Regions from separate parts of the Mus musculus genome. Here region 2 is linked to region 1. Evidence: chromatin loops called from intact Hi-C (ENCODE). Cell type or tissue: heart. All regions are shown on one strand. Links, peaks and the distances in the headings refer to the core of each region. The heading gives the core; the rest is flanking DNA. Region 1 overlaps Nbeal1 (neurobeachin like 1). Region 2 has its middle 17 kb from the start of Icos.

Region 1 (16,505 bases), core at 4,485-8,484:
TTAATTCAAGTTGAGAGATTTTTGTTTCAGGTTGTATAGTAGTATCATGGCCAATTTCTTTCTGTATGTCCACTCTGTTACTCCAAGTATTTTGGCTTTGTTTTATGGCTAACTCTTCTCTTTGTTACAAATAATTGAAGTAGCTTGAAACTACAGCATCTTGCCAAGATGCAGATATAGTTCTATTAATGTCCTTTCTTAAGTATAACCCTTATAGCTTCATTCTCTAGAACTGTCCTATACCAACCACTTAGCTAATCACATGGAATAGATATGACGTTCAGGGCAGAAATGAATGTGCAGATGAACCGTAGGTTCTGCAGTAAATTCTAAGGGCGACAACTTCCAAGTGGACAAAGAACGTTAGCTGCCACACAGGGGTCACTCACCAGAAAGCCTGGCACCCTGTGCTCCCTGTCACTTGGACTTTTAAACCTTACCTAGACTTAGGAAATGTGATATTTCAAGGTAGCACACTATTACTTCAAGACTTTTTGTTTTAAAAATATTTTAAGACACATAGTGTACGAACAAGAAAACCTCATACATGAGAAAGTTCTGTCACATGTCATATTCCAGCTGTAATAGCAAGTGTTTTGTGAAATATAGTATGTTATTCTTCCATAAAGCAAAACTCTGAGTGAGTGAGTTCAGGGTATAAGTTACACCATAAAATTCTAATGAATGGTATTTTATAAATTAACTATTAAAATGACCGTTATTCAATTTTAGTGTAAGGATAGATAATATTTTATTTTGATCCAATTAGAGTGGGTTGTTGTGCCTTCACTGTTCTTTTTTCTTTTTCATTTGCATGCGTGTGTGTGTGTGTGTGTGTGTGTGTGTGTTCATATGCACTTACGTGTGGAGGAATGTTTTGTGTGTGTTTTTTTTGTGTGCATGTGCAAATAGAACCATGCATTTATATGTAGAGGCCAGAAGTAACTATCTTTAATCCCACTCCACGTTACTTTTTGAAACAACTGGGTACCCAGCAAGTCTCTAGGATTCTTCTGGCTCCACCCTTAGCTCTGTGGTTACTGGCATGAGCCACTGTACCTAGTTTTACATGGGTGATGAAGATGAAAATTCAGATATTTATGATTGAATAGCTAAAATTTACCCACTGAGCATCTCCCAAGTTTCCCATCCCGGCTTTTCTAAGGAAAAATAATTCTTACTCTGATATACCTTCTAAAAACAAGTTCAAAAATGTTTTATGTATTTAATTAAAGTATATTGCAATAGACAGATGAGTTAATTTTTTCTAGTTCTATGTTCTCTTTTATATTTGTTTTACATCATCTTTTAAATAGAAATGTTCTGATTTTTTTTTTATGTGTCTTAGAATTTAATTTGGGTCACTTACAAGTTTCCAAAGAACTGGTTAACGATGTTATTCTTCCAAGATGGGCTAAGTCAGCTGAAGATTTCATTTATAAACACAGAAAAGCTCTGGTAAGATTTCTGGTGAATCACGTTGTCTTAGTCAGGGTTTCTATTCCTGCACAAACATCATGACCAAGAAGAAAGTTGGGGAGGAAAGGGTTTATTCGGCTTTCATTTCCATACTGCTGTTCATCACCAAGGAAGTCAGGACTGGAACTCAAACAGGTCAGGAAGCAGGAGCTGATACAGAGGCCATGGAGGGATGTTCTTTACTGGCTTGCTTCCCCTGGCTTGCTCAGCCTTCTCTCTTATAGAACCAAGACTACCAGCCCAGAGATGGTCCCACCCACAAGGGGCCTTTCCTCTTGATCACTAATTGAGAAAATGCCTTACAGCTGGATCTCATGGAGGCATTTCCTCAACTGAAGCTCCTTTCTCTGTGATAACTCCAGCTGTGTCAAGTTGACACAAAACTAGCCAGTACACATGTCTTATAAAATACAGATTTGTTTTTCAAAGATAAGTTAAAGTATACTTTTTTCTAGATTAGTTTGTTACCTGTTGTATATTACTGTTCTAGAAAGTATGATGTGATAATTTAATTTTAGGATATAAATATTATGATACCATTCATGAATATGTAACAAAACTTTTCCTTTTTTTAATAGTTTATAATGGTATATATGCAAATCTATCATAAGTACCAATGATAAGTGTCATAAGTTTTTGATATGTGGTATATAGGAAATCAAATTTCCTATTTAATCAAGTTTTACATTTTTTTTTTCTTGAATTGAAAAGTTTTAGACAACTACTAAGAAGAAACTACCACAAAGATACGTTCCACCTCTCTCATTAACTCTCCTAGATTTTGGAGGATGTTAATAGCTTTTTTGTGTTGTTTTCTTTGCCTAGTAGATTTGGGGACATTTTGGAATTTCTGGTTTTTGGGTTAGGGATGATCCTCTACAAATATTTAAAAATCTGGGAAACTCCGCAGTCCTACTTGTGGCAAGTGGCAATTAAGTTTCTTTGGTGGCTGAAGCCTAAATGTATGACTTTAGCCTTTACAACATGGTGTGAACATTGAAACAAAACAAATAGCAACTAGCAAAATCTCAAATACTTGTAGCCCTAAGCTTTTTTTTTTTTTTTGGTGTTTTGAGACAGGGTTTCTCTGTGTAGCTGCCCTGGAACTCACTTTGTAGACCAGGCTGGCCTGGTCTACAAATCCGCCTGCCTCTGCCTCCTGAGTGCTGGGATTAAAGACATGCCTCACCATGCCCGGCTTAGCCTTAAGCATTTTGCATAAGGGAAATTCTAGTTCTCTGCATGTATGCTATATGGGTTGTTATTCTGCTTACCCAGCTGGTATAATTTAATTTTGCAGTTTACATTTTTGTTTCAAATCACTTGAGCATGAGTACATTTTTCAACTTTTCCAAAAGATTAACCAAGTTCCTAATAAAACCAGCCTAATCCCCTTAAAGGTTTTACTAGTGTCTAGGTAAATTTCCAACTGGAATTGAAGAAGTAGAGAGAGTTTAACAACTGTCTTAAAGCACTTCATTCACCAAGCAGCACTCTCCTTTTACAAAAATGTGTACAAGTGTTTTTGCCTGCATATATGTCTATACACCACGTGTGTGCAGTGCCCAAGGAAACCAGAAAGAGGGGTCAGATATCCTGGAACTGGAGGTTCAGGTGGCCGTCAGCCTTCAAGTGGGTGCTGGACATCGAACATGCTTTCATTAGAAGGAAAGCCAGTGTTCTTAATTACTGAGTCATCTCTCTGGCTCCATGCCCTTTTAAAAAGGATGAATTTAGATTATAGTTGGAAGATATTTCCGTTAAGTATTAACTTTGTTCTCTTTCTAGGAGTCTGAATATGTTTCTGCTCATCTTCATGAATGGATAGATCTGATCTTTGGCTACAAACAGAGAGGGCCAGCTGCGGTGGAGGCACTCAATGTCTTCTATTACTGTAGTTATGAAGGTACCAGCCGGAATACCTCCTCTCTCACAATACTTAAACAGCATTAGTATTTGACCTTAATTATTTAACATGGGAAAAATATATCTTTTCAGTTGGAGGTCACAAAACTGCCATTATTTCAATTTTGTAGTAGAAGTTTATGATTTTAAGATTATGTATGTATGCATGCCTGTGTGTGTACACATACATACATACACACACACATATCTATATGTGTGTGTGTGTGTATACACATATATATGGAAATCAAATTATAAATGACAATTGTTTTATGCTTATGGTTTCTTGTATGGGATATCAAATTTTCTGTTTTATTAAGACAGATTCTCTCTGCATAGCCCTGGATGTCCTGGAACTCACTCTGTAGACCAAGCTGGCCTCGATTCCATAGAGATCTATTTACCTTTGCCTCCCAGGTGTGGAATTAAAAGCATATGTCACCACCACCAGGCATCAAGTCTTCATTAAATATTACAAATTTTACTTTATTTTTAGTAAACTTTGAAAGAAAACATTTAGACTTATTAACATTAGCTCAGTATCAAAACTGATTTTTGAGAGCTTTGGGCAGAAAAAAATGTCTCTTTTTAAGTCTTTGTTGTGTGTATATGTGCGTAATATATGTGTGGGTATACAAGGAAGCTGATGGTGTACATTAGCCTTATCTTCCCCAGTGCTTCCTCCCCTTATTATTTTAGACAGGATCTCTCATGTGTACCCACATATATACATGCATACAAACACAAACACATACACACAAATGCAAATATTTAATGTTTTCAGAAAATTACTTTCTGGTGACATAGTTGAAGACTCATATTTTGTTTAAAATGTGTTAATCATTCCTTGATGTATTAATCAGTGTCATGCAGGTTTGTTCTTTCTCAATAGTGAGTTGATGATTTCTTGTTTTAGGTGCTGTAGATCTTGATGCCTTAACAGATGAAAAGGAAAGAAAAGCCTTAGAAGGGATGATTAATAATTTTGGGCAAACACCTTGTCAGCTGTTAAAGGTAAATAATATAAGTTATTGACACCTTTTAGCAACAATTCTCAATCTTCCTAATGAGAGGACCCTTTATTACATTTCCTCATGTTGTGGTGACCACCAACCATAAAATTATTTTTGTTGCTGTTTCATTACTGTAATTTTGATACTGCTATAATTCAAATTTTTTTGATCTTCAGGATTTGTTTAGGTAATAAAGATGTCAATCTCAACAGGAGGGGAAATGAAAAAATAAAAAAAAAAAATCTGTAGGAAAGTGGTGCTCAAACCTTATATTGAGATAGAGTTTGCCAAAAGGGTTGCAACCCACAGGTTGTGAACCACTGGCCTACAGAATGCTGTTTCGAAGTATTCTGAGGTTTGAAGAATAGTAGAGTCAAGTCCTAGCATATGTAATTGATAGTGGTTTTTTACATGAGTGGTGTTATTTGTGAGCTCATTGTTCCGTCCCTATTCCGGTCAACCGTGTGGTAGCTCGTGCCTGTAATCCCAGCACTTGGGAGCTTCAGCAGGAGAGTTCAAGATGAGCTACATAAGGACGCTGAAGCTTCTGGGCTGCATAGTGAAATATTGTTTCAAATATTAAAAGGAAAAGAGAGGCAAAAATACAGAATAAGCTGGGCCTAGAGGTGTAAGCCTGTAAATCTGTCCATTCAGGAAGCTAATGCAAGGCTTTGTGAGTTCAGTACTTGCCTAGGTTACAGAGTGAGTTCAAAGGCAGCCTGGCCAACTTAGTGAAACCCTGTCTCAAAATTTAAAAAGGGCTGAGGGAATAAGCACAGTGGTAGAGCTCTTGCCTAACACATACCAGGTTCAGAATTAGAGCCTTTAGTTTTATACCAGCTCTACTCTTTGGGAGAGGGGTGTTGGATTTTTGAGACAGGGTTTCTCTGTGTAGTCCTGCCTGTCCTGGAACTTATTTTGTAGACCAGGCTGGCCTTGAACTCCAAGATCCCCCTGCCTCTGCCTCCCTAGTGCTGGGATTAAAGGTGTATGCCACCACTGCCTGGCTTCAGCTATACATTTTTTTTTTTTTACATGAAAACCCAGGTGCCTCATTAGTGCAGTAGGTATAGAGCCAGTCTCATAGTTTCACAAGAACCCTGCTGATTTATTTGTGGGCAGGACAGTTGCTTATGCTTGTAGAGGTCAGAGTTCAACCTTGGGTATCATTTCCCTGGCACTGGCAAGTGTTTGATGGAGTAAAGTCTTTTACTGGCTTAGAATTTATCAAGTAGGCTAGACTGGCTAGCCACCTCCTGTGACATTTTTAAAAACAAGGGTTCTATGAATTGAACTCAGGTCCTCATGTTTGCTTCAAGGCAAGAACTTTATTATCCGAGCTACTTCCCCAGTACTAATTCTTATTTAGGTTTAAAAAAAATTACAGTGGGACTGAGGTTGTGGCCTAGCCCAGGAATGTTTACTTTAGCATGTGCCAAGTCCAGTTCAGTCCCAGTGTCCTCATCACCACAGACACCAAAGAGGAAAATCAGACAGGGTGAAGACTATCAGCCTGTAATTTAAAATAGGATTTTTTTGTTTTGGTTTTTTGGTTTTTCGAGACAGGGTTTCTCTGTATAGCCCTGGCTGTCCTGGAACTCACTCTGTAGACCAGGCTGGCCACGAACTCAAAAATCTGTCTGCCTCTGCCTCCCGAGTGCTGGGATTAAAGGTGTGTGTCACCACCACCCGGCAGGATTTTTTTTCTTAAGTTTTTTTTTTTTTTCTAAAGCTACACATTTAAGTGTTACCTCTATTGCCCACAATCTAGTATTTTTTAACAAGGACAAAAGAACCAAAGTCCACCACCCTGATTTTGTTTCATTTTTTTTCCTGAGACAGTCTTACTATGTAACTCACACTGCCTTGGAACTTTCTGTACCTGGCTTCTAATTCAGACTCTTGCTGCCATAGCCTTCTGAGCACTTGAATAGTCAATATCAGTGATTCAGTGGTAGAACTCTCATCTGCAATAGGCAGTAGGATTGCAGATATGTGTTACCATGGCTGGCAAGAATCCCTTTTGGAAAGATACCTCTTACACATTTTGATTGTGTCCATGGAATAGTAAATTTTTAATATATTATCAGTATATTTAATTAACATTAATATACTTAATTATTTGTCTCGGACATGAAAAATAAGAAAAATAATTACTTGTAAATTATACAGTCATGTCTATAACTTGATTTGATTATCTATAATTACTTTTTAATTTTGATGTCTTGTTTCACGAATTAAATATTATACTGTATTATAAAATTTGAATGTTAAGTGTTTCATTAATTTTACCAAATATTTATTAAACATCTGCCAAGTTTGATATACTTCTGAGTGCTTAAAAATCCAAAAGTGAATAAAATTCATGGCTGCCCTTATGGAGACCGATAGCTAGGCCAGTGAAATGCCTCAGTGGGTAAAGGTGCCTGCCTGCTGCCAAGCCTGATGGCCTCCCACGTCAGCACGGTAGACGGAAGAGAACTGACTCCTGCAAGTTGTCTGTTGACCCCCACACATGCACTGTAACATATGCATGTCCACATATACACAGAAGATAAATAAAATGCTTATTTTTAAGAGAATTCTTAATAGGCTAGATGAATAAGATTTATCACGAATGACTACTTAAAAAAAAAACACCCAAAAAATTCTGAATAATTGGGGAAAGGGCATGAAAACAATCATTCTGAGCTGGAAATTTAGGGGTGCTATTAGAAAAACTTAGAAGTAGAACTGAGATGTCCGTAGAAGAGGATGAATGGGAAGTTTGCTGGGGGACTAGAGTAAGCCATGACCTGGAGTTGTTAACAGTGCATAATATGCATTCTATTGTAACACAGTCCACCGTGTGTGTATGAGTGAATACAGACATGCTTTCATTTAACTCTGAAATGTTTTCTTAAATTATTTTGAAGGAACCACACCCTCCAAGATTATCAGCAGAAGAAGCTATTCAAAAGCAAACCAAAACAGAAATTTCAACCCTAAACCTCTTTCAACACCTCACTGAACTGAAGTCATTTTTTATAGAGGTAATAACCCAACTTGGTAATATCAGAGACCTTTCTTCAATTTTATATATTTCAATTAACTTGTGTGTTATGTTCATTTGTACATGTGTGTGTGCTTTATCCACGCCTATAGTTTTAGCACTTACTTGGTGTGTGTGAAAAGCCAAAGGTCAGTTTCCAGGATCTTTCTCTGTTGCTCTTTCCACCTTACTTTTTAATGACAGAGTCTGACTAAGCCAAAACCTTGCTGTTCTGGCTAAGCTGGCTGGCCAGTGGGTCCCAGGGATCTTCATCTCTTACCATATACCTTCCCACCACCAGCGCTGGGCTACAGGTGTATCTTGCCCCTCTCCGCTTTTTTTAAAAACAGGTGCTGGGGATCTTAACACAGTTTACTAACTAAACCATCTCCCCACTCCAGTTTATTCAATTTTACTGAAGGAAAATGTTATAATATGATCTTTAAAACTGAATTATGTATACTTGTGTGTGCCTGAATGAGTTTATGTGCATCATACATACAGGTGCCTGGGGAGACTAGACACAATATACTCCTGGAACTAGACTTAAGTAGTTATGAGCTGCCTGAGACAGGTACTGGATTTCAAACCTACATCCTCTACAAGAGCTTTTAACCACCAAGCCAACTCTCCAGCCCCAGTCCTGGATTTTCTTTTTTTAAAGATTTATTTATGTTTATTTATATGAGTACATGTAGCTGTCTTCAGACATACCCAGAAAAGGGCATCAGATCCAATTACAGATGGTTGTGAGTCACCATGTGGTTGCTGGGAATTGCACTCAGGACCTCTGGAAGAACAGTCGATGCTCTTAACCACTGAGCCATCTTTTCAGCTCCAGTCTTGGATTTTAAAATCACTTTCATTGTAAGCTTTTCTTTGCTGCGAACTGGTATTCTGAACTCTTTTTATTAGCTTGCTTTCTCAACAAGTAAGAACAAATAACTTAATTCAAAGTACTTCTTAGGGCAGGTCATGGTATGAGTACCTTTAATCCCTGCACTTGGGAGGCAGAGGCAGGTGGATCTTTTAAATTCAAGGCCAACCTGTCTACATAGAGCATTCTAGGCCAGCAAGGATTATATAGTGAGACTCCATATTTTGTAACAGTTGAAATGCTGTGCAGAGTGGTGATAATTTAATAGCTATTAATTGTATCTGCTTATCTTTAAAATATGTTCCAAAGCATGAGATTAATTGATAGTGTTATAAGGAGTAGTCAGGTAAAAATAGTAGTTAACGCTATAACTGAAAGAGTAACCTTGTAACCAGGCTTTTACTTATTCTATTGGGTTATTTTTCCTACCACCCTTCTCCACCCTTATTCTACCCTTCCAACCCCCAACACTAAGTAGGAGAGAAAGAAGAATATAGAGAGGAAAGGGGATGTCAGTCTAGTTAGACTATTTCCTGCTGATTTGGGGCATTGAGTTCCTTGGGGCAAGTCCAGTTTCCTCTGTTTGACAAACAGCAATCAGCAGCATCCAACCAGCAGCAGCAGCAGGAGCTACAGCCAGCTGCCTGTCTTGAAGCTCTGGCATTTATATATCCCTCTTAACAGCCCTCAGAATTCCAACTGTAAACTACCTTCAGCTGGCAAAATTATGCCCCTGCCAGAGTGTGAGACAAATCACAGTTAGCTGCCTGAAGCATAGTGGACAATATGAAGCAGCCCTATATCCCACACCTAGGATCTTAAAAAAAAAAAATTCACTTAACATTGTTGTATTCTTAAAAAAACAAAATTCTTGCTACATACCCTTAAATTTCAGTTAAAAATTCGTATGTACACATATTAAAATACTATGAATAATTCCAAATGGTATTATGAAATGCATGTATACCTTTAAATTTAGTTTTGACATAAATATTCTTTGGAAATACAAAAATGGTAAAAAGTTATTAAGTTTGTAGTAACTTAGAAACTTGCATAAAACAAGTAGTCTCTTGTGCAGTATATTAGAAGCTGGCCAACATCAAGGACTAGACTGAGTCATTTTGTCAAAAACTCAACTAAGATTGAGAGTGTTACATAAGATCTAGAATCATTTTTCGCTTACTTACCATCTACAGAAGAGGCAGTGAGCTACATTTGTCCCACAGGTTGTAGTTCGCACACTCTGTGCCATCTAATGTCCCTGAGGTCAGAATACCGTGCCTTTCCTCCAGTGAACAGTGAAATTGCACTCTATTTCAGTATGGGCATATTTTCATATATTTTTGTCTATACAAATCTCTTTCCTAAAATGTTGACTGAAATTTTCAGTGTTAAAAGTACTACAATGTTGGGCCTTTTCTAAAAGAATTTAACCTGCAACTTAGAGCACACAGAAACAGTGCTCAAGATTGATGACCAAGGAGGGCTGGCAAAATTATTTACTGGATAAAAGTGATTGCTATAGAAGCTTGACGACCTGATGACTGTGTATGATGACTGTGCCCCCATAGTTGAGGAGTAGAGTCAGAGGGCTCACAAGAGTCACTGACCAGCTGATAGACTCAGTGAAACAGTAAGAGACCATCTCTGTGTTAAATGAATAAGAAGAGAGCAGTGGAAGAAACCCAGTATTCCCTAGCCTCCAAATGTATGTGCTCAGGTATTCACATTACCACATGCATGCATGTACACACACACACACACACACACACACACACGAAAGAAGAAAAGGAAATGATAGTTTAGTTTCTGGATATTAAGGGTCTTCAAGAATGAACTTGTTTAGACTCAGGCTCAGGGCTAAGGTTGTTTTGGTTTTGTTGTTTTGTTTTGTTTTGCCGTGGAGCACTAGAAAGAAGTCTCTACAAAGGGGAAAAGGCACATGGGGGAAAAATCGAGAGGAAGTCTAGAATTTGCTCTTAGGGAAAGTTCCCTAGTACATGCTTCATTCTGCCAATAATTAAATGGGAAAACAACTTTTGTCTACCAGGGAACCTGATTAGCAGTGTCCAAGGCTATTATTATTGACTGGTCACATATCCCCCTGCCTACCAACTACTGAAACTGCAGAAGAAATGCAGGGGTTCAGCATAACTTATACTGTTTATGTAGGCAAAATTATAATGCGTGACTATCACCACGAAGGGAAAGTTTTATGTGAACCCTTGGAACTGTGTTCCCCGAGGGCTCTGCTACTTCTAGTTTCTCCCAGCTACCCCTGGCCCCACTCTGTTTTTGTCTCTTGTTAGAAAATAAACAGACTTTTAAGGGATAATAGTAAACTATAATAAGATACAACAAAAACTAGCACATTAGAATTGAACAAAACAAATAGAAGGAAAAGAGAAGGCACAAGAAACAGAGATCCACACGTTCATACACCCACAGACTTAATAAAAAACACTAGGTGGGAGCCATGATGCATATGCAGAGAACCCAGTGCAGACCCATGCAGGCCCTGGGAATACTGCCTCAATGTCTGTGAGTTCCTATGTGCTTTACCACGTTGACTAGAGGGCCTTGTTTTCTTGGTGTCCTCCATCTCCTCTAGCTCTTACAGTCTTTCCACCTCATCTTGCACAGGATTCTCTCAGGCCTAAGGGTAGGATTTGATGGAGATGTTGCATTTAGGGCCGAGTGATCCAAGGCTCCTCACACTACATAGTATCTCACTGTGGCGGGAGGAAGCCTCTCTGGTGGCTGAGCAAGGAACTGATAACACGTTTTGTAAAACACTAGGAGGCATTTTATTTATTTTTTTAAAGAACAGTAGTGTTTTGTTTTACCCTAGGTCTCTGTGCCATCTAATCTCAGGTTCTTGGTCACCCAAGCAGTGTTGGGTATGGGTTCTATCTCCTGCAGTAGGTCTTAAGTTAAATCAGACACTGATTAGTTAATATAAGCCCCTGGAGGTAGGAGTGGCTAGGCCCCACCCCTAGGCTTCTTTAACATCCCTCAACATTATTTGTTGAAGATGCTATTTTTCCACCAAGGTATATTTCTGGCTTCTTTATCAGGTGTCCATAGGTGTGTGTTGTCTGGGTTTTCAGTTCTATTCCATTGATCACTATGTCTGTTTTATGCCAATAAATGATGTTTTTATTACTATAGCTCTGTGGTACAGCTTGAAATCCGGGATGGTGATACCTCCAGCAGTTCTTTTATTATTCAGGATTATTTTAGCCAGCCAGGGTTTTTTTGTGTTTCCATATGAAGCTGAAAATTATCCTTTCAAAAATCTATGCAGAATTGTGTTGGAATTTAGGTAGGATTTACATCAAATCTGTAGATTGGCTTTGATAAGATGACTATTTTTACTATGTTAATCTTACTGATCCATGAGCATGGCAGATCAATTTCTTTCTTTGGTGTCTTAAATTTTTTCTCAGTCTTTTTCTCATACAACTCTTTCACTGCTTGTTAGATTTACCACAAGGTATTTTATAGTGTTTGTGGCTATTGTAAAAGGTATTGTTTCCCTGATTTCTTTCTTAGTCCATTTGTCATTTTAGCAGGGCTACTGATTTTTTTTTTTTTTTTTTGAGTAAATTTGTACCCAGGTTTTTTTTTTTTTTTTTGCTAAAAGTGTTCATCAGGTGTAGGAATTTTCCTGTGGAATTCATTGTGTCATTTATATATACTGTCATATCATCTACAAATAAAGATGCTTTGATTTATTCATTTCTAGTTTTTATCCCCTTGTTCTCCTTTAGTTGTCTTACTGCTCTATCTAAGACATCGGGTAGTATTTTGAATAGTAACAGAAGGAGTAGACAACTTTGTCTTGTGCCTGATTTTGGTAGAATTGCTTTGACTTTCTCTCCATTTAAGTCTATGTTAGTTATGGACTTGCAGTGAACTGCTTTCATTATGTTTATTATATTATCTCTCCAGGACTTTTATCATGAAGGGGATGCTGGACTTTGTCAAAGTTCTTTTCTACATCTAATGAAATAAACATGTGCATTTTGTCTTTCAATCTCTTTATATGGTATATTATCTTTATCAATTTATGTATGTTTATCCCCAAATCACTTGATTGTGGAAGATGATTTTTTTATGTGTTCTTGGATTTGGCTTGCAAATATTTTATTGATAACTTTTATATCTGTGTACATAAGGGAATCTGGTCTCTCTCTTTGTTGTGTTTTTATGTGGTTATAGTGGCCTCATGAACTAAATTGGGCAAAGCTCCTCCTGATTATATTTTGTAGAATAATTTGAATACTATTGACATTAGCTCTTCTTTGAAAGTCTGGTAGAATTCTGCACTAAAGCCACTTGGGCCTAGGCTTTTTTATTTGTTGGGAGACTTAATGACTGCATCTATTTCACTAGGGTTTATAGCTCTGTTTAAATTGCTTATCTGACCTTGATTTAACTTTTGTAAGTGGTACCTATCAAGAAAATTGTTCATTTCCTTTAGATTTTTTTCAGTTTGGTGATTACAAGTTTTTAAAATATGTTCTTATGATTCTCTGGATTTCTTCAATATCTATTGTCATCCCCCTTTTCATTTTTTATTTTGTTAATTTGGATATTCTCTCTCTCTCTCTTTCTCTCTCTGCCTTTTTATTAATTTGGATACAAGAGTTTGTCAATATTACTGATTTTCTCAAAGAGCCAATTCTTTTTTTTTTTAAAGGTTTATTTATTTTATATATATGTGTGTACACCTTTGTTGTCTTCAGACACACCAGAAGAGGGCATCAGATCCCCATTACAGATGGTTGTGAGCCACCATGTGGTCGCTGGGAAGTGAACTCAGGACCTCTGGAAGAGTATTCAGTGCTCTTAACCACTGAGAAATCTCTCGAGCTCCCAAAGAACCAATTCTTAGTATTTTTTGTTATTTATTTCTATATTATTGATTTCAGCCCTGAGTTTATTTCTTGTCATCTACAATTTGAAAAAAATTTTATATGTCTTTCTTCCTTAAAAAAGTATTTATTATGTATACAATGTTCTGCCTGCATTTTTGCCTACAGGCAAGAAGAGAAAACCAGATCTCATTATATGTTGGTTATGAGCCGTCGTGTGATTGCTGGGAATTGAACTCAGGACCTCAGTGCTCTTAACTTCTGAGGAATCTCTCCAAGCCCCTAAATTTCTTTCTTAATTTCAGTCTTTACTCATTTTTATTCATTAATGACTTGTTCAGTTTTCATGAATTTGTAAGTTTTCTGTTGTTGATATCCATCATTACTCTATGGTGGTCAGATAGGATACAGGGTGTTATTTCAATTTTCTTTTATCTATTGACACTTGCTCTATGTTCACATATGTGATCAATTTTGGAAATCCCTTCGGGGAATATTCTATTCATTGCTGAGAAAAATGTGTATTTTTTTTGTGTCTTGGTAAAATGTTCCATAAATAACTCTTAAATCCCTTTGACTTATAGTGCCAGGTAGCTTCAGCATTTCCCTGTTTAGGTTTTTGTCTAGTAACCTGTCTCTTGGTAAGAGTGGAATATTGAAGTCAATGTATGAGAGTAAATAGATGATTTAACCTGTGGTAATAGTACATTGTTTGTTTGTTTGTTTGTTTGTTTGTTTGTTTTTAAAGAACTGGGGTATGGTTGTGTTTGGTGCATAGATGTTAAGAATTGCAGTGTCCTGTTGGTGGAGTTTTCCGTTGATAAGCATGCAGCATCCTTTCCTATCTCTTCTGATTAGTTTTGATTTGAAGTCTGTTTTGTCAGATATTAAAGTAGTTTTACCAGCTTTTTAAGTCCATTTGCTTGGAATACCTTTCCATCCTTTCTCAGTCAGAGCATATCTTGATGTTACAGTATATTTCTTGGATACAACAGTGGATCCTGTTCTCCCATCCGTTCTGTTCGTCTGTATCTTTTTATTAAAGAATTGAGATCATTGGTGTTGATAGGAGACATCAGTGACCAATGATTTTGTTTTTGTTTTGGTGGTGATGGTGTGTGTGTTATAAACAAACGCAGGGATTATTTATTCTCTGTGTTTTCTTCTGTGTGGTCAACCTCGTTAGATTGGGGGTTTCCTTCTGGTGCCTTCTGTAGGGCTGGTTTGTAGATAGGTATTGTTTAATCTTAGTTTTATCGTGGAGTGTCTTGTTTTCTCCATCTTTTGTAATTGAAAGTTTTGCTGAGTTTAGTGTCTGGGCTGGCATCTGTGGTTTCTGTAGAACATTGGTCCAGGTTCTTCTGGCTTTTAGAGTCTCTATTGAGAAGTCAGGTGGGATTCTTAATAGGCTTGCCTTTAAGTGTGGCATGGTCTTTTTTTCTTGCAGCTCTTTAATATTCCTTTTTTGTTCTACATGTTTAGTGTATTGCTTATTTGTACTGAGAGGTCTTTCAAGTCCAGTCTGTTGAGAGTTCTGGATGCTTTTTTGTATCATGATACACATCTCATTCTTTAGGCCAGAGGAATTTTCTTCTATGATATTGTTGAAAATATTTTCTGTGACTTTTATCAGGGTTTCATCTCCATCCTTTATTCCTTGGTCTTTTCATAGTGTCTCAGGCTTCCTGGGTATTTTGTGTCAGGATTTTTTTTTTATATTTAACATTTTCTTTGATCAAAGTATCTATTTCTTCCTGGTGTCTTTAGTTCCTGAGATTCTTTCTTCCATTTCTCATATTCTGTTGGTGAGGTTTACCTCTGAGGTTCCTGTTTGAGTACCTGAAATTTTTCATTCCTAGTTTCCCTTAGTTTGAGTTTTCTTTATTGGTTCTATTTGTACTTTTGTGTCTTGAATTGATTTATTCAGTCAGTTGGTATTTGTTTGTGTTTTTATAGGTTTCTTTAAAGGATATATTTATTTCCTCTTTAAGGACCTCTATCATACACTTAAAGACTATTTTAAATTTGTTTACTTTTGTTTCTTTTCTTGTGCTTCAGCTATGTTGCAGTACTCAGCCCTCCTGTGATAATGTTGCTGGGCTCTAGTGGTGACATTGTCCTGGCTGTTATTCAGTGTGGTTTTTCTACTGGTGTTTGGGCATCTGAGTTTTGGAAGACAGTAATTCTAGGTGCTGATAACTCATCTTGTTTTTGTTGAGGAGTGTTTTGTTCCTTGGTTTCTGTTTCCCTCTCTGGCTTTTTAGGACGGGGTGGTGGTTGTGTATTGCCTAGTAGAAAATCTTCTAGGATCCTGATAGGTGTGGCCACTGGAGAGTCCAGGTAAAATGTGCTTGTTTCTAGGTATTGGAGCTGACACAGGGATGGGCATAGACTACAGGAGCTGACAGCAGGGATCCACTAGGATCTGCTTAGTGGTCTGGGAATGGGGGCAGAGTGAGGAGAGGCTGCAGCAGATGGTCTGCTACAGATCTGGGGGTGAGACTTAGGATTAGACTTGGGGAATGGAGGCAAAGGTAAGGATCTGCAGTTAGCCAGTGTACTTGCTTCTCTGGTTACAGTAACCTGCTCTGGTTCCCAGGGAGTGCCTGCTGGCGTTAGAGGCTGGGACAGAGCATCTGTGTGATCAACTGGAGATGGGGGAGGGAGCTAGGGGATGCTACAGGTGGTCTGCTGAGCTCAGATGAGACTTGGGGTTGGCCTGGAGGAGCAGAGGAAGAGGTCAAGATCTACATTTGGTCTGCTTCCTTTCCTGCCTGGAGTCACAAATGACTCTTGATTCACAATTTGAAGAGAAAAGCAATTTTATGATTCATAAATTATAGTGAACTTTATAACTTACTTTTTAGTTCCTCTTAGAATAGTACTTGGTACATGATACATATCCAGTAATGTTATCCACAATAAATGTTAGCTCTCATTTTTGAACTATAGATACATCAGAGAAATATGTTCAAATTTATTGTTGTGATAAGATGGTGGTAATTGTTTCCTTACAATAATCTTTATTTTTGGATCATAATTATGACTTTCATGACCTAGGACTTACAGAAAGTACCTTGTTTAATGAAATAGATGAATTATTTTTAATGTAAAGCCCAAGAATTTTCCAGTAAATTATAAACAACTTTCTCACCTAATTTATTCTAAACATGTACATCTGTATTATGTTTGTGTCAGTATAGGAAAGAAGAAAAAAAATTCTAAATCTCTTTATATTTTAAATGATTTCTGGTCTTTGCCATTTACATCTGCTTACCAACAGTGTATTGGAAAAGATGGTAATAGGTTTCAGACAATTC
Region 2 (16,505 bases), core at 6,145-10,144, 670 kb after region 1:
AAAAAAACCCACACCATGATTTGAACTTGTTTTATTTTAAAATACTACATTTTAACATCTGTCCTGTGTGCCAAATGCTTTCAAATAGTTGTTAATTAATTAACTCTTTTAATAAACTCTTTTCAGGGTAGTTTTAGGTTCATAGGAAAATGGAGTTGAATGCATAAAGTGTCCCTGCACGCTTCAAGTCCCCATGGCCACACAGCCTGCCACACCCTGCTCTAGAGCTTTCTGTTTGCTATAGCTGAGGAGTTTACGCTCACAAGCTACCGTTTTCTAAAGCCCACAGCTTACAGCAGAGGCGGCTGCCCTTGGTCTCTTGGTGGTGTATGTCGTCGTTGGGTTTGGACGCACAGCTTCACTCCTGGACCTACTTGATTTGCAGTGTCTTACTGACTTCAGCAATTTCACTATCTTGTTCACAACAAGAAAGCTGGCAGACAGGCTTCAGGAAAGAAAGCCAGTGAGGGCTCTGGAGTGCTGGAGTGGGACTGTTTTCACATCAGAACCTCAGCAGGGTTTCTGCTGCTCAAAATAGCATTCTATTTGGCTGTTTTTTAGAGAGAGGGAAAGGGAGAGGAGAGGAGAGGAGAGGAGAGAGAGAGAGAGAGAGAGAGACAGAGAGAGAGAGAGAGAGAGAGAGAGAGACAGAGAGAGACAGAGAGAGACAGAGAGACAGACAGAGACAGAGACAGAGAGACAGAGAGAGATGAAGGGGGAGAGGGAGGGGGAAGAGGGAGAGGGAGAGGGAGAGGGAGAGGAAGAGGAAGAGGGAATCATAATTTTTTTTTTTTTGTTAGTGAAAGGAAAGAAACCCACAGAGGTTAATCATTTTGTACACTGTTGCTCAGTTCGCCTGGCTCCCGCCTCTCCTTCTTTCCACTGGACTGCCTTACTCAGGATTTCTTCACTGAACAGTTGACTCTAAAGGAAATATTCATGTAGAGTGGTACAAATCATAGCCAGTCTCTGGGAAAGTCTTCTTGGTTCTCATGAAGGAAATTGCGACTTGTTTGCACAGAGCACCTACCTTGCGGATGTCATCCAATACTGTTGCTCGATTAAATTCACCCACAGACCGCTAGAGTGTGGAGGCCCTTAGAAAGGACTGTCTAGACCAGGGATTCCTCACTGGGGCTGCCTAAGATCATCAGGGAACACAGATATTCACATTATAATTCATAAGAGTAAATTCATAAGAGTAACAAAGTTATGAAGTAGGGATGAAATACGTTTATGGTTGGGGCCCACCACAGTATGAGGGTTGTAGGTTGAGAACCATTGCTCCAGACTAAAAGTTCCTAAACGATGAAAGTTTTAGAATTTTCTTCATAGGAAGTGTTCTACAATCTCTATCAGTAAGAAGTGTATCAAATGGGAGTTTTTCTCATGGGTGGTGGGGCTGGAGATGGAATCCAATGCAATCTGTTTCCCCCGGGATATAACTTCCTCAGTTACAGCTCCTGGCTCCTCTCTCAGAGCCTGGCCTTTGACTCTCATCTAACTCCCGAGGACATTTGAGACTTGCCTTTAATGTCTTTAGTAAATTATTAAGAAAAAATATGTTGATGGTGAATATTTGGTAACTTGCCATGCTGAAACTCTTTTTTTACTTTGCCTTAATGTATGTAAATGAAAATAACTTGCCTCTGGAATTTTGAAGGCATATCTTGCCAGTGTGATTTTATTTATTTATTTACTTATTTATCTATTTATTTTTGTGGGAAACATGTTTTTTTTTCTCTCCCTTTTAAAAAGTGTGTGTGTTTTCTTTGTGTATACGCGTCTTGTGTTTGCCCACCATATGCTTGCAGAGACCATAAGAAATCCCAGACTCCCTAGTGATGTAGTGACTAGCAGCTCACAGCTGCCTGAAGGCAACGAACCAAACTGAGGTTCTCTGGAAGAGCAGTGCATGCTCTTAATCGCTGAGCCATCTATCCAGTCTCCCCTTTCTTGTAGAAATTAATTTAAAAAAAAACCTCTATATGTTTCAATCTTTGCTTTTACTGCTTGTCATTATTTGCATTTTAAATAGACACGTGCATGTGTATCTATGCACATGAGTCATGCAGTTCCACTCCCCTCAACACTGGCATGCTAGTGAGCTACAGAGTCCTTTTCAGATCCCATTTCATGTACATAGTTCTGCACAGAAGGGGCTCTGCTTTCACAAAGCCATCACTACCATCAATACCTACCCTGTCCCTATAGGAGAGTGCCCCCTGCTGTTAGCCCTCATTAATACAGTTTTTTTCCATTTTAAATTGTTTCATTAACTGAAATTTTACCAGTTATTTCCTCATTAGTTTAATAATTATTTTTTCTTTAACACATAAAGAAAAAATTTCTGATTTGGAAGCAACATTTTAAGAGCTTAGAAGCTGTCATTTGATTCTTAGCAGAGTGTGCAAAGAATTGCATAAGTCTTTAGATTCACTAGAGGCGTGAGGTAATAGAATATGCATCAAACTTGTAAGGGCAGATACAGATAGGCATGTGCAGAGAGTCACTCTCTGTGTGGGAAGCCCTGAGTAGGACCCCAAGGGAGGCAATTTCAAAGCTTGTTAGGTACAAATATAACTCCAGACAACCAACCCAACATTTCAGAAAGCAAAGTTGGAAGACGGACAGCTCTTGTGCTTCAGACATATTTACGATAATCAAAACAGCATGCTTTGGCAAAACAACAGACAAAAAGATGAACAAAGCAGAAGAGAGATGAAGACACACAACTATAAAGCCAGGCAAAGATGATGTATGAGAAAAACTGAGCCGACCTTGATTGTGGGGATGGCTGTCCAGCTACAATAGCAAAGGCCCGAGAGCAAACAAGAGTCTGGATTTGATGTGGTTCAAGAGATCTCGGAAGGAGAGTGAGGAGAGAAACTACAGAATTATGTGCAGAAAATGCACCTGATAAAGGACTGTTGCCCAAAGTATAACAACAGCCGCTGCCCTCAAAATTCAACAATGAGAAAATATACGACCCAAATAAAAGTTTGGTAAAACCCCTGAGCTAATATTTCACACAGGAGAAACACAAATGGCAGGGCAGCTGCTCAGTATCATGCCACTGAGGAACTGCTCCTAAAAATGGATGCTCGGCCCGTTCAACGTCGAATTCAATGTTCAAAATACAGATTACCCTCAACACCTAGTGCTGGCAAAGATTTGAAACGACAGGGAATGACAGTCATTGCCAGCAGCATTTTAAAACGGTTATTGTCTTGTTGGAATTGAGTTAACTCAACATTGTCTTATTACGTAAGCCACACAGTCATAGTCTTTATTATATACAGCCTCATGAATCAAAAATTCATGTCTCCACAAAGATCCACATACCAATATTTATAGCAGCTTTATTCATAATAGACAGAACTCAAGAGAGAAAAATATCCTCTCATGGGAGGACAGACAATAACAACTATGGTAGATCCAGACACAGGGCCAAAAAGAGAGTGGATGGATGGCCCAGTGGTTAAAGCACTCGCCATGCAAGCACGAGAGTTTAGACTCCCCAAGCTTGTGTAAACGCTGGTGGGAGTGGTGGCCTGCCTGCAACTCCAGCCTCAAAGGCAGAGACTGGGGATCCCCTAAGCAAGCTGTCGGGGAGACTCTCCTATCTGCCGGCTCTAGGTTTGATGGAGAGACCCTGACTCAAAGAAGGTGGTTGAAGACTGACGAAGGAAATTTTTCCATATCAATCTTGGGCCTCTACATACATAGGTACATATATGCACATGCAGCCTTACCTGTGTGTACTCACACACAGGCAATCATCTACTCTCACATGCATTTAAATGTGCCCATGTATATAAAGAAGAAAAAAAAAGAAATGAGATATAAAGCCATCAAAACAAAAAAATGGAGGGATATTAAAAGCATTAAATAAATACAAAGTAAAAAGAAACCCACTTATCTGTATGATGATGGCTGTGACATTCCAAAAGAGGGGGAAAAAACTATGGAGACAGTTTTTTAAAATGAGTGGTTTCCACGGAGACGGGAAAGGGAGAAGTGAGTAGGGGAAACAGAGAGTGCTTTTAGGGCAGGGACACTTCTGTGTGATAGACAGGAGCAGCTGGTGCACATCATTGTTTTTTTCCCCAAATGTATAGACTGTAACACCAAGAACGAGGCTCAGATAAACAGCGAGCTTTGAGTGATGGCGATGTGTGGCTGTAGCTTCATGGATTATAACAAATGTCCCACTCTAGCGCAGAACGGTGGTGGAAGCAGGGGTTGTGCTCACGTAGGGATGGAGTGTATGGCAACTGCCTGTGCTTTCTCTTCAGGTTTATTCATGCTGGTTCAAATGATATTTATTAATAAAAATTTGGACCATTAAGGACTTTTTAATGTTTTTTTTCACAGTTGAGTATGAATTAGGTTGGGTACAGTTGACTCTTCTCAAGCAAAGTATGACTATCAAGAGAAAGGAGGGAGGTGGACCTGTAGTAGCATCAAAAATGGGGAAGAAACAACTAGCAAGGTGTAGGTGGTATGAAGGTCATGTGTGTCAAGGTGTATGAAGGTCAAATATGGTCAATAATTTTTGTCAATTTAAAAGGAGTCCCCAAGAGCATCAGTTGGTTTTATGTGTCAATATGAGTGAGCTAAGAGATTGCCTGGTGAACTATTTCAGCGTATGTCTGTGAGGGTGTTTCCAGGGGAAAGTAATGTTCTGATGAGTGGGAAGAGTAAAGATCTGCCTCTTCCTGCGGCAAGCAACATCTAGTCTTTTGGGTGACCAGTAGAGCATCAACTGAGGTGGAGGAAGGGTGGTTTCTCCTTCCCTCAGACTCGTTTGTATGTTCTTGGCTGTTGGATCTTGGACTGGGATCGGGACTTAGATCATTAGTTATCTTAATGGTTCTCAAGTCTGTGGCTTTGTGTTGGAGCCATCGGCTTTCCTCATCCTCCTCAGATGCCGATGTCACACTGTCTCGCTTTCCAGCTTCCATTGTTTGCATAAGCCAAGCCCTAATAATAAGTATCTATCCATCAATCAATCAATCTATCTATCTATCTATCTATCTATCTATCTATCTATCTATCTATCTATTTATCTATCTACTATCTATCTTCCATCTTTCTATCAACATCTATCTATCATATGTCTTCTATCATCTATATTTCTATCAATCCATCCATCCATCCATCCATCCATCCATCCATTCATCCATTGATCCTTCTACCAAGTCTACCCATGTGTCTACTCTTCTTATTGGTTATGTTTTTTTTTTTAAAGAGCCCTGACTAATATACTAGACTTATTCCTATGCAGTGTGGGGGCAGTATTATGTTAGTCTCCTCTCTATTTCCCCTTTTTCTTTAGAGATTTATTTTTCTTTAACGTGTATGGGTGTTTTGCATTCATGTACTGAGGTTCACTGCATACATACCTAGTGTCGGTGGAAACCAGAAGACAGCTCCAGATCTTTTGGAACTGGAGTTATGGATATTGTATGCCATTATGTAGATAACTGGGAATGCAACCTAGATCCTTTTCAATGGCAGCAAATACTCTTTCAAAATAAATTAATATTTTTTATTTTATGTGAATAGATGTTTTTCATGCATGCCTGTGCACCAAGTGGATGCAATGTCCATGGAGGCCAGTAGGGTGCATCAGAGCCCCTGGAACTGGAGTTAAAAGCAGTTGTTGCCATGTGAGTGCTGGGAATTAAACTTTGGCCATCTGGAAGATCAGTCAGTGCTCTTTACTGCTGTCCATCTCTCCACCACCCTACCTCTTTGAGTCAGGGTCTTATGCATTCCAGGCTAGCTTTGAATTTGCTATGTAGCCGAGGAGAACTTGAACTTTTGGTCCTTCTGCCTCCCTGTGCTGGGATTACAGACATGTATCACTGCTGATTTATGTGTAGGGAGAGAGCTAAGCAGGCATCCTGAATGCCCGTCAAACACTCGATAAAGAGCTACAACTCACTCCTATTTTTCTCTATAATAAAATAATTAACACATGTAATTTCACATCTTTTAAAATATTCCATCTCTTATCTATTATGTTATTATTATTAAATTCTTATTATTAATATCTTGTGAGAGGTGGTCTCAAAAAAGCTATGTAGCTGAGGGTAGCCTCAAGCTCCTGCCTCTCCTCCTTCATCTTCCACGTTCTGGGGCAATGTGCTCCTCACAGCACCCAGGTCCCTTCTTATTTTTCTATATAGGAATGTCATTATTTACATAGGTAGGTCTCATGTACATTTGTACATTTTATGTTTTCATCCAAAAACATTTCATAGACATCCCCTACGATGTTAAACAGATGTTACCTTTTAGTCCCGACTCTGACATTTATTAATCGTGTGTCTTTGGGCAGATGACGTCATCTTTCTGGCACAAGTTTCCCACCTAATTATAAAGTCAAGCATTTCTCTGTAGACAATTGTGAGGACCAGTTGATATCACATATATAAATCTCTAAAACAATGAACCCGGCAAGCAACAGGTTCTAATCAAGAGTTACCTAATCCTACAACCACTGCAGGGAAAGCAAACCCTTTCTTTCTCTTTTGGCAGTTGTGGCCTCCAGTCCAAGGATTCATAACAACTGAAGCCCGTGTCTAGCGAGGGCTGTAAGATGCCATAGATGGAGCTCTGGTGGGGAATCAGACCACATCAACTTCTGACTCTGCTATCTTGTAGGAATTTCCTTACCTCTGGTTCCGCTGCTGCAGCTTCAAAATAGCAACAGTATGTGGTAAGACACTGACTGCAGTGCAAATAGAATTAGGGGTGTGATACCTGAACTGAAGACTCAATAGGAGCAAGGGCAAAGTGAAGGGCAAAGGCTTTGACAGTCACTAGCTTGCCCTGTCATTTTCTGCCTGGTAAGCTTTGAGAACATTATTATAAGCATTCATTTAAATTTTGATTTTTTTTTTAAAAAAATAAGGTCTTACGTAGGCCAGGCTGACATAGAAATCCTGATCTCCCTGCCTCTGCTTCCTAAGTGCTGGAATTACATGCATGCCTTAGGATGCTTGGCTATCGTCTTAGGGTTTTACTGCTGCGAACAGACACCACGACCAAGGCAACTCTTATAAGGACAACATTTAACTGGGGCTGGCTTACAGGCTCAGAGGTTCAGTCCATTATCATCAAGGCAAGAACATGGCAGCATCCAGGGAGGCATGGTGCAGTAGGAGCTAAGAGTTCTACATCTTCATCCGAAGGCTGCTAGCAGAAGACTGGCTTCCAGACAGCTAGGACTAGGGTATTAAAGCCCATACCCACAGTGACACACCTACTCCAACAAGGCCACATCTCCAAATAGTGCCACTCCCTGGGTCAAGCATATATAAGCCCTCCCAGCTATGGAGTCCATTCTGTCTGGGATGGTAAAACACTCACTTTAAAGCATTACTCTGAGAGAAAACCGTGGTGACAGGTGAGTGCAGGTGGTGGCTAGGAAGTGGACACCGTAGGGAGGCTGCTTCCGTTCCCCATGTTGTAGTCCAGCCTGAAGGACACAAGTCCTGTTCCAGGACTCTAACCTCCCTTCAAATCTCTCTCAATTCCAAACCTGGTCCTGCCAATGAACTCTCAGAATCCAAATCTGCAGTAACAGGGTGTGCTGACATCTTAGCTGTCCAATCCCTGCATCTGGTCATGGCAGAGCCTAGAGGGAGCTGGGGTCATGTGCTAATCTCCTCCATTGATATCTTGTTCTGCTTCTTCCCTGTGTGTGCGAGATATATTTTATTTAAAGTTACAAGTAACTCCTGCTCGCCACATCGCCGATCTGTCGCAGATCTGACAGGGCGGCTGCACAGCCTGCTAGCAGTCGGAGAGCATGGGAACAGGATGGGAGGAGACCGTGTTATCACTCTCAGCCAGCTTCCTTAGCCTCCCCAGGATTTTGCAATCCTCCAAAGATATCTTGGCTTCCTTCTCAAATCTCTGAGTGGACGCTCCTACACTTCCTCCTGGAGCGAAGAGAGAAAAAAAACATGCAGCTTTGCAGGTCATCGACTCTTTCAAGGCTGACAGAGAAATTTTAAGAAAGTAGTAAGTTGTAGCTTTCTTTTGCGGGGAGGGGCTGGGTTTCGAGACAGGGTTTCTCTGTATAGCCCTGGCTGACCTGGAACTCACTCTGTAGACCAGGCTGGCCTCGAACTCAGAAATCCACCTGCCTCTGCCTCCCAAGTGCTGGGATTAAAGGCGTGTGCCACCACTGCCTAGCTAAGGTGTTGCTTTCTTTCATCAGACAATCTGTCTATCTTCTAGTGGAGACCTGGCTTCCGATGAGAATACAGAAATTCATTTCTGGGGGCTGTGACTAACTAAAAAAAAAAAAATCCATTCCTCATACTGCACCTCACATGCATTGCACGAATGCCTGAGGAGTCACTTCTGTTCCCCCAGGAAGGGAGCACAAGCATTTGTACAGCTGTGGGTTTGAGGATCACAAGTCTGATTCAGCAGTGCTCCCTTGTGGTCGTATTTGGTAACTATCGAAGGCTCATAGATGGGAAGGAATTGAAATTTCATAGCAGGAAACCCTTAGGAATATGCTTTTCTCTTTTAAATACACAATAAGATAACATCACCTCCACTTTAAACAAGTATGTTTTGTTGCATAGAACTAATTTAAAAATTTCAAACATGTCTACTTTTTAAAAGCAACCCAGCTGAACAAACAAGCGTTATTTTTCTGTATTTTTGGCTGTAGAAATCATTGGAATTTTCCAGTTGAGCTTCCATTTAGGTTATAAGACCCTAGGAAGTGGAGCCCAGTTAGGCACTTTCTTAAAGAAGATTTTGTCATGCAATTGATTAACTTACTGAATAACTATTTGATGAATGCAAAGCGATCCCATATTCCTTAATGGGTATTCCATTTTGATATCACTTTCTATACTATGAGTGCTTGTAAAAAGAACTAGTCACACTAACTACAAATAGGTCAGAGACCCCCATCTTCTCCATCAGACATTCTGGAAAACTGAGAGTTACCCTGTAGGAACGAACACCTGCTATACCTGCAACGTAAACATTTGGTGTTTCATGCTAGTGTGATACTACTTTTTTTTTTTTTTTTACCTTTGTTACCTAAAATGGACATACCAGGATTGTTAATATCAATGTTCATAAAAATAATGTGTTGAAACTATGCTGACAAGTAGGGTCCCCTCATTTAAACACAGTTCTTTTAAAATTAGGCAACAACATAGCATCATTGCTGAGACTCAGTCGCCAAGCAACAGTCTGCAAGAGGAATCCAGTTTAATATTTTCACATCAAGTTGTGTTTTATTAGGAAACCTCCCGGATACTAGGTGAAATAAGAATCACATTCAAGGGATGGAGAGACAGCTCAGCCATTAAGAGCATTCGCTGCTCTTGCAGAAGGCCTGGGTTCTGTTCCTAGTCCCTATATAGTAGCTCACAACCCAGTTCCAGAGGACCCCCCCTCCTGGCCTCTGTGGGTACTGCACTCGTGGTGCAAAATACATACAAGTAGGTAAACACTCATACACATAAGATAAAAGTTAAAATATTTTTAAAAGATCACATTCACAATTACAGCAAAACTTCTGGTTTTACATAATCAGGGCAAACCCAGTTGAACGAACTCTGGTTAAGAACATGCCATTTTTTCCCCAAGAGGCCTGTATAATGGAAAAGAGTGTGGGCAGGCTTTCTTGAACTCAAGCCCTTCCTACATGTTATTTTCTGAGCCTCAGTTTCTTTTCTGCAGACGGAACTGCTGTGAGGATTAGACAACGAATGTTTCGCGTTTAGCACAGTACATGGAAGAAGCGTACTGACAAACAGTGTTGTCTATAACTACGCCACACCCTTCAGGTGAGAGGACTTTAATCAGCATGCGCCAACCACTGCCGCTGCGGCAGGAGCTGTTGATTGTGAATTGATAGAAACTCTAAAACATTTAAGTCCAGGATTTAGATTTTTCTCCTTGTTTCATTCCGGTCTTGCCCTGTAAGCTGAGTGGGGACCTTGTACAATTTTAAACCTTTTTACAGTGAGTGCACTTTTCAGGAATAATTAGAGGCGTCTCTCTCATTGGGTTCTACGGAGGTTTAAGGGTCCTCTGCATGCAAAGTGTTTAGAGTGGCAGGGAGTGAGACCTAGGTAAATACATACTGCTGGTAGTTAAAGTTGGAATTCACCCAGAGTCTAGGAAATAATTCAGCTCACTTACATCTGTTAGCTACATCTGTTACTTGTGTTACGTCACTTTCCATATAAACGAGGAGAACACCCCCTCCCCACTCTCTCTCTTTCTTCTTTCCCCTTCCACTTGCCCTGCCACTCCTTTTCTTCTCTCCCTTACAATAAACCTCTCTCACGTGGAACCGCCTTGGCCTGGTGTTCTGTTCGGGTATATCCACTATATATTATTATTAATACATCAGGTATTAGGACTTCTTTGAAGGTCTGATAGAATTCTGCACTAAACCCATCTGGTCCTGGGCTTTTTTGAGATAGGAGACTTTTGATGACTGCTTCTATTTCTTTAGGGGTTATGGGACTATTTAGATGGTTTATCTGATCCTGATTTAACTTTGGTATTTGGTGTCTGTCTAGAAAATTGTCCATTTCAACCAGATTTTCTAGTTTTATTGAGTATAGGCTTTCGTAGTAGGATCTGATTTTTTTTTCAGTTTCTGTTGTTATATCTCCCTTTTCATTTCTGATTTTGTTAATTTGGATGCTGTCACTGTGCCCTCTGGTTAGTCTGGCTAAGGGTTTATCTATCTTGTTGATTTTCTCAAAGAACCACCTTCTGGTTTTGTTGATTCTTTGTACAGTTCTTTTTGTTTCTACTTGGTTGATTTCAGCCCTGAGTTTGATTATTTTATGCCTCTTGGGTATATTTGCTTCTTTTTGTTCTAAAGCTTGCAGGTGTGCTGCTAAGCTGCTAGTGTGTGCTCTCTCCAGTTTCTTTTTGGAGGTACTCAGGGCTGAGTTTCCTCTTAGCACTGCTTTCACTGTGTCCCATAAGTTTGGGTATGTTGTACCTTCATTTTCATTAAATTCTAAAAAGTCTTTAATTTCTTTCTTTATTTCTTACTTGACCAAGTTATCATTGAGTAGAGCATTGTTCAGCTTCCATGTGTATGTGGGCTTTCTGTTGTTATTGAAGACCAGCCTTAGTCCATGGTGATCTGATAGGATGCATGGGATTATTTCAATCTTCTTTTATCTGTTGAGGCCTGATTTGTGACCAATTATATGGTCAGTTTTGGAGAAGGTACCATGAGGTGCTGAGAAGAAGGTATATTCTTTTGTTTTAGGATGAAATGTTCTATAGATATCTGTTAAATCCATTTGGTCCATAACTTCTGTTAGTTTCACTGTGTCTCTGTTTAGTTTCTATTTCCATGATCTGTCCATTGATGAGAGCAGTGTGTTGAAGTCTCCCACTATTATTGTGTGAGGTGCAATGTGTGCTTTGAGCTTTAGTAAAGTTTCCTTTATGAATGTGGATGCCCTTGCATTTGGAGCATAGATGTTCAGAATTGAGAGTTCTTGGTAGATTTTTCCTTTGGCCAGTATGAAGTGTCCTTCCTTATCCCTTTTGATAACCTTTGGTTGAAAGTTGATTTTATTCAATATTAGAATGGCTACTCCGGCTTGTTTCTTGGAACCATTTGCTTGGAAAATTGTTTTCCAGTCCTTTACTCTGAGTTAGTGTCTGTCTTTGACACTGAGGTGCATTTTCTGTAAGCAGTAAAATGCTGGGTCTTGTTTACATATCCAGTCTGTTAGTCTATGCCTTTTTATTGGGGAATTGAGTCCATTGATGTTAAGAGATATTAAGGAATAGTGATTGTTGCTTCCTGTTATTTTTGATGTTAATTTTTTTATGTTTGTGTGGCTTCTTTTGGGTTTGTTGGAAGGAGATTACTTTCTTGCTTTTTCTAGGGTATAGTTTCGCTCCTTGTGTTGCTATTTTCCATCTATTATCCTTTGAAGGGCTAGATTTGTGTAAATTGGATTTATCATAGAATATCTTAGTTTCTCCATCTATGATAATTGAGAGTTTTGCTGGGTATAGTAGCTTGGGCTGGCATTTTTTGTTCTCTTAGGGTCTGTATAACATCTGTCCAGGATCTTCTGGTTTTCATAGTCTCTGGTGAGAAGTCTGGTGTATTTCTGATTGGTCTGCATTTATATGTTATTTGACCTTTTTCCCTTACCGCTTTTAACATTCTTTCTTTGTTTTGTGCATTTGGTGTTTTGAGTATTATGTGACAGGAAGAATTTCTTTTCTGGTCCAATCTATTTGGAGTTCTGTAGGCCTCTTGTATGTTTATTGACATCTCTTTCTTTAAGTTAGGGAAATTTTCTTCTATAATTTCATTGAAGATATTTACTGGCCCTTTAAGTCAGAAATCGTCACTCTCTTCTATACCTATTGTCCTTAGGTTTGGTCTGCTCATTGTGTCCTGGATTTCCTGGATGTTTTGGGTTAGGAACTTTTTGTATTTTGCATTTTCTTTGACTGTTGTGTCAATGTTTTCTATGGTATCTGCATCTGAGATTCTCTCTTCTATCTCTTGTATTCTGTTGGTGATGCTTGCATCTATGACTTGTAATCTCTTTCCTAGGTTTTCTATCTCCAGGGTTGTCTCCCTTTGTGATTTCTTTATTGTTTCTCATTTCATTTTTAGCTCCTGAATGGTTTTGTTCAATTCCTTCACCTGTTTGGTTGTATTTTCCTGTAATTCTTTAAGGGATTTTTGTGTTTCCACTTTAAGGGCTTCTTTCTGTTTACCTGTGTTCTCCTGTATTTCTTTAAGGGAGTTATTTATGTCCTTCTTAAAGTCCACTATCATCATCATGAGATTTGATTTTAAATCAGAGTCTTGCTTTTCTGGTGTGTTGGGGGTAACCAGGGTTCAATGTGGTGGGAGAACTGGGTTCTAATGATGCCAAGTAGCCTTGGTTTCTGTTGCTTATGTTTTTGCACTTGCCTCTCACCATTTGGTTATCTGTGGTGTTAGCTGGTCTTGCTGTCTTTGACTGTGGCTTATCCTTCCTGCAAGCCTGTGTTTCAGTACTCCTGGGAGACCAGTTCTCTCCAGGAGGGATTTGGGTATGGAGCACTGTGGCACAGGATCAGTTCTGGGGTGCAGATGGCCAGTACTTGGGTATTGAACTTTGACCTCTGTGCCATTGTTTAGGTAAAGAACTCATCTCAGGTATGAGCTAAAATAAATTGTTTTCTCCCTGATTGCTTTTCCTCGTGGTGTTTAAAACACATATATGCAGGCAAAACATCCACATACATTAAAAAAAATAATAAGAAAGAAAGAAAGGAAGAAAGAAAGACTAAGAAAGAAGGAAAGAAAGAAGGAAAGAAAGAAAGAAAGAAAGAAAGAAAGAAAGAAAGAAAGAAAGAAAGAAAGAAAGAAAGAAAGAAAGGAAGGAAGGAAGCTGCTTACATTTGGACAATTTGAATTGATTTTATAAGGTGAATTTTCTTTAATAAGTCACCAAATTAGATATATTGAGTACTTAAACACATATGCATGCATATACATATATAGTCTGTGGCTTATCTCTGATTTATCTTGCATACACCTTCCTGTTAACACTATGTCAGCCTCAAAATGCCATATTTTGCCTCCAGACCATTTTAAATAGTCTGGAAATTCTCTGGCTTTTGAGGACCCCTGAAGTTCATTGTCTGTTTTCAATCCTTCTGTGCTGGTCACTTTCTTAGTTCTGTTTCTGATTTCCTCACAGGTTGATAGTCTGTTCCATTTTTCCATTTCTCTACAAATTTTATGTTTTCTAGAAAATTGGCAATGTCTAACATATTTTTAAGTTAAGTGGTTTATATTTGGTGTTGCTTTTTCTTTTAAATTAAAATAAGACTCATTAGTATATGTGCTCCTTTCCTTTCCAATATTGGTACTATGGATTCTCTTGTCATACTAAAAGAATCTCACCCAGATTAGTTTTGAAATAAAGATAGCACTTTTAGTTTGTTATTTAACATTTCCTGGTTCTTAATATTTTTGTTTTACAACATATATTAATTCTATATTTCTGATTTATAAGGATTCATTTAGTTATTCTTTTTGAATTACTATCAAATCAAAAGACTTATTCATTGGCATTATTTAATTTAATTTGTTCATGTATGTGTGTGGTGTATGTATGTGTGTATGTGCATACATGTGTGTATGTACATATGTGATAGGGATACATGCTCTTTCTCTGTGTGTATGGTACATGTGTGTATGCACATATGCGTGTATATGGTTGTATATTCTCTTTGTGTATGGTACATACATGTATGTATGTGTGTATGTACATATGTGTGTACATGTGTGTGTGCTCCCTCTGTGTATGAGGCATGCATGTGTGTTTATGCATGCATGTATGTGCATGTGTATATGTGCATGTGTATATATGTATGTGTGCTCTCTCTCTCTGTGTATCATGCATGCACACATGTAGGACCAGAACAGATAATAAAGTGACTACTACACTCCATCCTACTACCTTAAGACAGGACCTCTTGTTGAACAGGAAGCTTGTTCTTTTGGTTCGTCTGCTGGCCACTGAGCTCTCAGGCTCTGCCTGTCTTTGATATGTTATGTTGGGGCTACAGGCATATGCAGCCATGCCTGGAGTTTTATTCATGGATGCAGCCTTATGGCCATGAGAAACCCACAGAAATATTAAGAGCAGGAAGAGGGGTTGGATACTGAGCCTGGGATCTTCTTCAGATAACCCCTACCTCCAGTCCTCCTGTCAATCTTGAGGCTGGCAACACGTCCATTTTTTTGCTAAGCTGGTTTTGCAGAGCCTGGTAACAGAAACCAGCCTGGGACTGAAGGGTAAAGGGCAGGAGGAGAGAGTTCCAGCCGGTTCCTGCAGGGAGGAGAGTCCTAGGCTTGTTCAGGCAGGCAGTTGGGTTTGGTGGAAGTCATGGCTGGGAACACAGGGAGGCCTCCTGCAGGAGATTAGACACACTGCTCCTTAGAGGAAGACCTGCTCCATTGCTCCAGCACAGTGAATCCTGATGAGAAGAGGCAGTCCATGATTTTAAGGCATTTATTGTCATGGAGTAGAGGTAGAGAAAGGCAGAGAGAAGGAGCAAGTAGAGAAATAGAGGCTGGCCATGACCACGTGGAGCGAGGTGGGGAGGGAATGGGGAGAGAGGAGGAGCAAGAGGCAAGGGAGAGATGCAGTAGTAAGAGAGGGAGGAGGGATCAAGCAGCCCCTTTTATAGTGGGTCAGGACTACCTGGCTGTTGCTAGGTAACTGTGGAGGTGGAGTCCAGACAGAATACCAGGAGCTTGGGGCTTTGCCCTATGTGACTAATGACCACAGAATTATGAAGCTGGGGCCTTGTGTCAGGAGCCTAGTGTCTGGGAGCATGGCAAACAGGCCTTCTGTCTCTTGCAGAGTTATCTGCTGGGTCACCAGGGTTTAAACCTAGCTCAACCAGAAAACAGTCTGCCTTTCACGGTCCCACAAGGCCTAGTATTCATCTTCTCTCTCTCTCTCTCTCTCTCTCTCTCTCTCTCTCTCTCTCTCAACACTTTTCAGAATGAAATTTAGTGTCACTCTGGCAGTCTTTTTGTACTTCCTCTCCCTTCATGCATGTACCTTAAGATATTCTGATTCAACATGCCATTTGAGGAAACCAATTACGCCCTGAGCCGAGGAGTCCGACTTGGTTTTGATCACAAGCCCAGCAATCCTGTCCTGAACTTATCTGAAGATTTAAACTGGGGAGTTGGGTAATAAAGTGACATTAATATTCATGGATTTATAGCTGCACCTGTCAGAAAACTTTGTTTATATTCATATACCCAAATGGTTTATCAAACTCCAGAACCAAGGAGGTATGGATGCTTCTTTGTACCTGTAATTAGAGGAGCAAGGAGTGGTTAGCTGTGCCCAAGGTTATTTATAATTGCATTCTTTAGGCAACATAGCCTCTGTGAGATGGGGCTGCAAGCAAACTTTCAGGGCCAATTCTTGCAACCCAGAGCCTTTGCTTCCCCGCACATGAAGGAGAACTAAGGTAGAAGCAGGTTTGTCTGAGTTTTAAACATGATCCCAGCTTACTGTAAAGCGACTTCTATGAGACAGGCTCCCGTGTTAATGAGATGGAGATTATAATAATATCTGCCTGTGTAAGTGCCATTTGCCTTAGTATATCATGTGCGGAGGTGTTGTGTACCACGCACCATGCCATGTAAATGGATTTTCCTCTTCCCACCAGCTCTTCCATTTGCCTCTAACTAAGGCATTCTGGGATGTTTCACAACATCTTCTCCATTAAGCTTTTCAGCCAGCTCTGATTTTTCTTGCCATAACTTGAGACTCAAGCAGGTATCTATTTACCTCCTCCGATGTCTTCTCAGACCCAGAGCTTCATAGTATGACTAAGGCTTGGCAGCCAGGTTTTCCCAGGGATCCTTTGTCTCTGCTCTCTGAGGCTGGGATTACAGCTGGGCCCCCACACCTACTTTACCA

The links. Peaks named below come from ENCODE experiments on the same cell type or tissue, not always from the same donor. Only the 100,000 strongest peaks of a DNase experiment are listed, where the experiment ranks them.
Region 2: a loop joins it to region 1, with 2.9 times the contacts of the local background. A loop is called at or near these places in 4 of 42 quality-filtered maps.

What each region holds. Positions count from the first base shown.
Region 1 is chr1:60,288,567-60,305,071 of GRCm38, forward strand. Nbeal1 (neurobeachin like 1) reads left to right here. Exons shown (of 55, transcript NM_173444.2): 43 at 1,349-1,458; 44 at 3,268-3,385; 45 at 4,301-4,398; 46 at 7,313-7,429. Among named protein-coding and RNA genes, the nearest start is that of Cyp20a1, 46 kb to the right of the region's middle. In heart, for the core only: no CTCF peak of the experiment used is centred there; no DNase peak of the experiment used is centred there.
Region 2 is chr1:60,952,844-60,969,348 of GRCm38, forward strand. It overlaps a transcript of Icos not described here. Among named protein-coding and RNA genes, the nearest start is that of Icos, 17 kb to the right of the region's middle. In heart, for the core only: CTCF peaks have their summits at 8,477 (motif pointing left) and 9,459; DNase peaks (open chromatin) are centred at 7,828 and 8,418; H3K27ac peaks cover 593 bases.